Linked DNA regions of Homo sapiens: region 2 is linked to region 1. Evidence: chromatin contacts called from ENCODE Hi-C or POLR2A ChIA-PET data. All regions are on one chromosome and are shown on one strand. Each heading gives the region's core, a stretch centred on a gene start or an enhancer-like site at or near the end of the contact. The rest is flanking DNA. Distances are from core to core; before and after follow the strand shown. Region 1 overlaps MED27 (mediator complex subunit 27). Region 2 has its middle 99 kb from the start of RAPGEF1.

Region 1 (3,840 bases), core at 970-3,469:
GGAACCAACCGCTGATACATGCAACATAAAGGAATCTCAAAAACATGTTGAGTAGAAGAAATCAGAAGGAAAATATTATGTTCTGCATGACTCCACTTATACAGAAGTTCCAGAAGAGGCAAAGCTAAGGTATAAGTATAGATATCAGAACAGTAGTTGCCTGGGGTGGGAGAGAAATTGGAGACAAGTATAATCCACCCTTTGGAGGAGTTTTGCTATAAAGAGGAGAGACACGAGGTGGGAGCTGGGAGGCAGAATGCAGTCATGGATGTGTGTTCTTACAGGAGACAGTTTTCAGGGTAAGCATGTTTTGTCTATGAATGAGAATGATCAGGAGAAAAGGGAAATAATTATGGTGTAGGACGGAAAAAGGAGACCAATGGAGACAAGGCCAGGAGTAGGTGAGAGGGATCCATCAGCAAGTAGATGGGCTGTTCTTAGCTTGGAGCACGAATAGCTCACCCCCAGGGACCACAGAGAACAAAGCCCGGGAAACAAGTATGCCCTTAATCAAGCAGACAGAATCTTTTCATGGAAGATAATATAATGCAAGAGAAACTGCCTGTCCCCACAACTTCCAGGGCATGGAGGTAATAGTTTTCAATGTAAGCTTTCTGAAAAACTATTTGTTTTCCCTCAAACCTAAATAAGATCTCGGTTTGCTGGATATGAACACAGTCACCTCTGCTGTTACTGAAAGCTGGCATTTCATCAGGCCAAGTTGTTGAAACTCAGAGGAGTGCTAGGCCATTCAGCCTGGCCATACTGATTGAAAGCAATATTCCATGTTAACACAAAAGCACACAACACTGCATTAGAAAATCGAGGCTGCTATCTAAGATAGAACACAGGTAAACACAGCTACATCTCTCAATAAATACATAGATATCTCAATATATAACTCATAGATCAATTAAATAAGATATAGCCACTCTCCAGGCTGATCCCAATCCTATGAGGCTCAGAAGCCCAACAATGTTTGCACAGCAACAGTGGACACAGCCTCTCAGCCTCTTTACGGAAACGATAGCACCCCTTGTGCAAAAACCTTAATTTGAGCATTTGGAAATCCTAGAAGTGAGGTCACTTCATCAGTGCCCTCTGAACGCTAACAAGTGATAAAATATCTTTCATCATGAACAAGATCTTTATCTTCTATCAAGCTTCTTTGGAGGGGGAGAAAGATATGAATCATTAATCCCATGAATCACTCATCCTATGGGAGCTCAGGGAGGAATCTGAGTCTTCAGAGACTACCGTTAGAGCCCTGCATTTTAAAAACAAACACATCGTACACAGCTCCTGCATTCCTGCCACGCCTGTGCTCTCTGCACAGTTGGGCAGAACTAGTAGTTTTGCTGTAGCAGCCTTAGTGCCATCCAACTGCTAACACAAGCCACGCAGAAACCTACCCATCACTGCACTAATACGCACAGGGTTGCAGAGAAAGGTGTGTGAGGAACCCAGACGCTAGCCCTTCACTGCTTTCCTCCACCGTTTAAAAACAAAACCTTTCCTTAGAATCCTGTAAGCCTATGCAAGAAAGCATCTAGCATTCTCAATGAAATAAGGCCCCCATCCTTCACAGCCAGCAGCAGATAAATCTGGTGAAGGGCGGCTGGGCTTCCCCAAGTGGACCTCCCTCCCCACTCTGCCCGTGGCCTTCTCAGGCACTGGAAGAAGGTCATGTCAGTCAACTTGGTCCATGTTGCTATGATGCTCTGCTCCTTGTTTGCTCCTATCTCTACTCAGAACTTCCCAAAAACCAAGATTATATCTTATTCATCTCCGAATCCCCAGCACAGTGCATAGAACCAAGCATTTGTAGGCCCTGAGTAAATATTTACTGAATAAATAAGTGAATGGGGTTTACAGGCTCAGCCATTGTTCCTGTGTGCGATGTGATGGTTTTAAAATAAATATGTCCACAAATTCTTTGACACGTCTTTCTTCAAAAGGGAGAGCCTCATCCCCTCCCCTTGCATGCCAGTCAAACTTCGTGACTCATTGCAAATGAACAGAATGGGGTAGAACTGACGCTGTGTGTCTTCTGAGATTAGGTCATAAAAAGGATGGCTGCTGCCTGGCTCTCATTCTCCTAGATTGCTGGCTCTGGAGGAGCCAGAAGCCATGTCATGAGGATATTCAAGCAGCCTGCGGAGAGGCCTAGGTGGAGAGGAACCGAGATCTCCTGCCAACGGCCAGCACCAACTTGCCTGCCATGTGAGTGAGCCACCTTGCAAGTGGAGCTCCTAATCCCAGCCAAACCTCAGGTGACTGCAGCCTTACAAGAGGCTCTGAGCCAGAACCACCCAAACGAGCCACTCCTGGATTCCTAATCCACAGAAACTGTGAGAGATAATGTTCATGGCTGTTAAAGCACTAAGTTTTAGAGCAATCTGTTATGAAGCAATAGATAATTAACATAGCAACCTTGGAGGATTTCGGTGTTTTATAAGGGGGTTGAAAGGATTTTCTTAATGACAAAAAGTTAGTTTATAGTTATGTTGTGCTTATAATAAAAATTTTGTTGATGGGGTTGTTTTTTCTTGTAAATTTGTTTGAGTTCTTTGTAGATTCTGGATATTAGCCCTTTGTCAGATGAGTAGATTGCAAAAATTTTCTCCCATTCTGTAGGTTGCCTGTTCACTCTGATGGTAGTTTCTTTTGCTGTGCAGAAGCTCTTTAGTTTAATTAGATCCCATTTGTCAATTTTGGCTTTGTTGCCATTGCTTCTGGTGTTTTAGACATGAAGTCCTTGCCCATGCCTATGTCCTGAATGGTATTGCCTAGGTTTTCTTCTAGGGTTTTTATGGTTTTAGGTCTAACATTTAAGTGGGTGAAGGATATGAACAGACACTTCTCAAAAGAAGACATTTACGCAGCCAACAGACACATGAAAAAATGCTCATCATCACTGGCCATCAGAGAAATGCAAATCAAAACCACAATGACATACCATCTCACACCAGTTAGAATGGCAATCATTAAAAAGTCAGGAAACAACAGGTGCTGGAGAGGATGTGGAGAAATAGGAACACTTTTACACTGTTGGTGGGACTGTAAACTAGTTCAACCATTGTGGAAGACAGCGTGGTGATTCCTCAGGGATCTAGAACTAGAAATACCATTTGACCCAGCCATCCCATTGCTGGGTATATACCCAAAGGATTATAAGTCATGCTGCTATAAAGACACATGCAAACATATGTTTATTGTGGCACTATTCACAATAGCAAAGACTTGGAACCAACCTAAATGTCCATCAATGATAGACTGGATTAAGAAAATGTGGCACATATACACCACGGAATACTATGCAGCCATAAAAAATGATGAGTTCATGTCCTTTGTAGGGACATGGATGAAGCTGGAAACCATCATTCTCAGCAAACTATCAGAAGGACAAAAAACCAAACACCACATGTTGTCACTCGTAAGTGGGAATTGAACAATGAGAACACTTGGACACAGGAGGGGGAACATCACACACCGGGTCCTGTTGTGGGGTGGGCGAAGGGGGGAGGGATAGCATTAGGAGATATACCTAATGTAAATGACGAGTTAATGGGTGCAGCACACCAACATGGCACATGTATACATATGTAACAAACCTGCAGGTTGTGCACATGTACCCTAGAACTTAAAGTATAATAAAAAAATTTTGTAATAAGGAGTCTTCTATAGAATACAACCAAAAGATGGATATTGATATGCAAATTTGAATAGTCCATAGATCAAATTATGCTCCCTTAAATGTCACAACTATATTCAATAAAAGGTTGAGATATGAAATAGAACAATACTATAATATACTCCTTTTTGGAGATTATTTTGCTT
Region 2 (3,840 bases), core at 785-3,284, 170 kb before region 1:
GATGATCTGAGCCCTGTTGGGGAGAAGCAGGAGCTGGAGCAGCCTGGCATCTTTGAGCATCTGAGGTCCAGCCTAGGACCCGTCAGGGCATAGCCAGGAGCAGGGGCAGGGGCAGGGATTGGCAGGACGGAGACCAGGTCAGGCTGGGCGGTGCCCCTGTCTGCATTGTGGCTGCTGCAGGCTGATGGCGGGAAGAGGCAGTGGGACTCGAGTGGCCACTGGGAGGCAGGGCAGGGGTGCTCAGGTGAAACATGGCAGCAGCCCTCTCTGGAGTTACAACCGAGGGCTGGAGACAGGCAAGGGATTCTGGAGAGTACAAGGAGCCAGACTGCTCGTGACATGTGGGGTCTGGGGAAGGGACGGGAGCGGGGGCCTGGGCTCCATGTCTCTATTGCCCTCCTGCCTTCCTGGCCCGGCCAGGGGAGCCTGGGCTGGGGCTGATCGTGACCTTGCCAGTCTGTGCCTGGGCTTGCGGACTGTTAGCCCGGGAACAGCCTGCACATCTTGAGTGTCTGTCAGCTTTTTCTGGGAGAAAGATTCCCAAGCAAGCCCTGGACACCCCCAGAATGTACAAGTCTCTGCTCTGTTCCCAGCTCCTGCTGTCTCCCCCAAAACACACAGCCCTCTGCTCTGTTCTCAGCTCTGGGTGTCCCCTCTGCTCCTGCCATCCCCCACCCTCACCTTAGATCAATCACTGTCCTGAGCTTCTCTAAACACTCCGTGTTGCTTCGAAGGGCGTGGGACCTCACTTCTCAGCAGTGTGACTCGAGTTTGCCCCTGGACATCTCCGTTTCCTCCTCTGGGAAGTGGGCTCACGGCAGTCCCGTCCCCATGCAGGGCTGCTGTGCAGATGGAATGGGAGGAGCAAGGCAGGCCCTGGGTCAGCGCCTGGCTCTGGACTTATCAGGACCATAAATAGGGTTCCTGGTGGTCGCTGTTTTATTCGTGGACTGCTGGCTTACGAGCTGCCCTGAGTGACGCGTGGGGTGACGCTGCCAACACCTGGCTACAGAGGTCCCTTCAGGGAGGACAGGAGAGCCTTGTGGTGAGGAAGCCTCTTTGGAAAGTGAGACTCAGTCATCAGAGCTCACCGTGCAGATGACAGGCTTCCGGGGCTGGACCTGGGGCGGGGGGGGGGGGCGTCAGGCGGACCCCCATCCCCAAGGGGCCCAGCTCGTCCTGAGGGGGCAGCCACGGCCCCTTTTCCAAGCTCCCCCAAGGATCCGCGGGTGGCCTCAGCCCCGCCCACCTCACCCTCTCTCCCGGCCTGACCCTTCCCCACTCCTCAGCCTCTGGTTCTGCTCTCAGCAGATGCCCCTGCTCAGCCTTCCAGAGCCCCTCCCATATTAGCGTCTTCCTGGGAGCACTGCTGTGCAGCTCCATGCCCGTCCCACCTTCTAGGCCAGAATTCATTCATTCATTCAGTCGTTCAGCACCACTGCCTGAGGGCTTACCTTGAGCAGGTCCCACGCTGGCTGACACCAGCACGCCGGAGGCCCCGGGCTGAACACACAGCGCCACCCACCGAGCCTGAGCAACGTTTGCTGCCGTCAGTGAAGCCCCCAGGCAGGGAGGCCACTGCAGGGAGGACTGAGCGGGCCTCGAGGGAGTGAGTGGCTGGGAACAGAGGGGTGCAGCCTTCCCAGGGAGGGGACAGGGTGTGGAGAGGGAGAGGGGGCTGGGGAGAGGTGAGCAGGCGTCTCCCGCTGTCTGAGGAGCTGGAACCTGGTCCGATCCAGAGGGCACCCTGGCATGGTCCGACCCAGGGGGTGCTTCTGCCGTGGGCTTCGAGAGGGCAGGGAGAGGGGAGGGGAGCTGCAGATCCCCTGGCTCCAGGCCATAAGGACCTGATCTCAGGTGGGGCTGGGGGGCACTGAGCAAACTGAGAACCACTCCCAGGCCTGGGTGAGGGAGCCAGGAGTCTGGGGTCTGGCCTGCCCAGCGTCCACAGCCCACTTTGCCAGGGAGGCCCAGGGCTGGTGAGGACCCAGCCGAGGTCCTGCCGCCACCCCAGCTGCAGCTGAGCTTGGAGAGGAAACCAGGTGCCGCTCGGGGACGTCGCTGCTCTAACTGCCCGCAAGGGGTGCTTCCGGGGCAGGCCTGGCCAGGACAGGGCGAGGAGGCCTCTCTGGAGGTCATGGGGACCCTGTGTCTTCTCTTCCTTCACACGCCTGGGCCTGCGACCTCACAGAGGCCACAGCATGCCCTGTCCGTCCTCACCAGCTGCAAGCAGGAGGCGGCCTGGCCGTAACACCGGCCTGGGAAGGCCGAGCACATTTGAGCAGCCTCATGGAAAGTTCTGGGGTTTATGACAACAGATTATCTGGTGGTGACAGCAGATCTGGGATGGTGCTTCCTGCCCACCGCCTTCTCTCTCTTTGAAAACAAAACCACCCACACATTTTGAAAGCTGGGCCCCTATGGTGGGTTCAGGATAGAGCCAACCCTGAACTCATGGGGAGACTTGTCCCACAGAAATGACGAAGATTCTTCCAGGAACAGACTCAGCCTTCTCTTTCCACCTGAGGGACACTCAGTCTCAGCCTGGAAACCAAAGATGGGGCTGGGCGGGTGCTGCGGTTTAGGCTGAATCATCGTCATAGCTGTGACCAATTGTAACAACAACAAAAACAGCAGCAGCAGCAGCAGCAGCTCATTTTTCTCTAACAGGCTTGTTGCATCTGCACTAAGTCAAGGTATCATTCCTGTCAAGGAGGCTTCCAGCCTGTGCTTGTTTGCTTCTCTTGATGGGGACCTCACTACCTCGGGCAGCTATGTATGTCCCCCAGGCGTGTGTCCAGTGTCCTGCTGGGGGCGCTGGCCCCCAATGTGCCCCTTTTGCTTTCAGACAGCCAGGACGTTGGGCTGCAACAGCCTAAACTGGCTCTGGCGTCTTACACAGCAGAGGAACTGGAGGGAGAGCTGAAGCTATTGGAATCCACGGGGAGGCAGGGAATGGTGGAAGCCACAGCCAGTGGGGCAGCTGGAACCACAGCCCAGAGCCAAGCTAAATGTGCACTCTCAATGATCTCCATTTGCCCAAAATTCGAAACCAGAAGGAAGCATTTGATTGGCTGAGCCAGGCACAGGCCCCGCCCTGGCTGCTAAGGGTAGAGGTGGCGGGAAGGGGAGGAGAGGAAGGGGAAAGGAAGGGCCAGGACTGCCTCCAGCAGGGTAAGCTGGGACCCCAGGCAACCACCACAGCCACCCTTTTCCTCCCCATTTACTGAGCTCACCGCAGGCCAGGCCACCAGGCCAAGTTGGATAATGTTTTATGTGATACCGCCTCATCCCGGGGTGTTTCCTCTCAGCACCATAACCACGCACACCCCATAATAAGCAGTGGGCTAGCTGGAGAGGCAGGAAATTGCCTTTGGGGTCCCATTGTAGGATCATCCCTTGTGGGTTTCGCCCTTTTATGGTGTCAGCCTCCCTGCCGGTGCTTCCCTGAGAGGGTCTCAGCAAACCAACATCTTGGTACCAACGATGGCGCAGAACAACTCTGTCCTTTTCTCCTTTGGCATCAAAAGACAAAACAAACCCAAATGACATCCATCCCAGAAGCTGCTCCCAGTTTCACTGGACAATGAGGAAGGGAAACGGGAAGGAAAGTAGGGTAGGACTGGCTGGGCCGATGTGCGGACTAGGAAGCAGAAACTCTCCTGAGGGAGGAAGCCAGGCCACCGGACAGGGCCAAGGTCTGTTCCCTAGGACGACAGAGCACACAGCACCTCAGTTTCATCTTTCAAGTCCCATTATTTGGCTGGGTGTGGTGGCACGCACCTGTGGTCCCAGCTACTCAGGAGGCTTAGGTAGGAGGATCGCTCGAGGCCAGGAGAT

What was found. A loop is a pair of places that touch in the nucleus more often than their neighbours do. ChIA-PET counts read pairs that join two places held with the same protein, here RNA polymerase II (POLR2A). Pooled maps may share reads with other maps.
Region 2: a pooled map shows a loop between it and region 1 (2.7-fold over the local background). The contact joins two enhancer-like sites. A Hi-C loop is called at or near these places in 3 of 50 pooled maps. POLR2A ChIA-PET finds 5 or more read pairs at or near these places in 2 of 52 experiments (HEK293 and Panc1).

The regions. Positions count from the first base shown.
Region 1 is chr9:132,007,377-132,011,216 of GRCh38, forward strand. The region is part of intron 3 of MED27 (mediator complex subunit 27); the gene reads right to left. Among named protein-coding and RNA genes, the nearest start is that of MED27, 71 kb to the right of the region's middle. RefSeq lists enhancers at 1-180, 1-85. Within about 2 kb of position 2,220, at least 2 of the 41 ENCODE cell types and tissues checked have a DNase peak (open chromatin) inside an H3K27ac peak, as active enhancers do.
Region 2 is chr9:131,837,282-131,841,121 of GRCh38, forward strand. No RefSeq gene overlaps it. Among named protein-coding and RNA genes, the nearest start is that of RAPGEF1, 99 kb to the left of the region's middle. RefSeq lists an enhancer at 379-917. Within about 2 kb of position 2,035, at least 3 of the 41 ENCODE cell types and tissues checked have a DNase peak (open chromatin) inside an H3K27ac peak, as active enhancers do.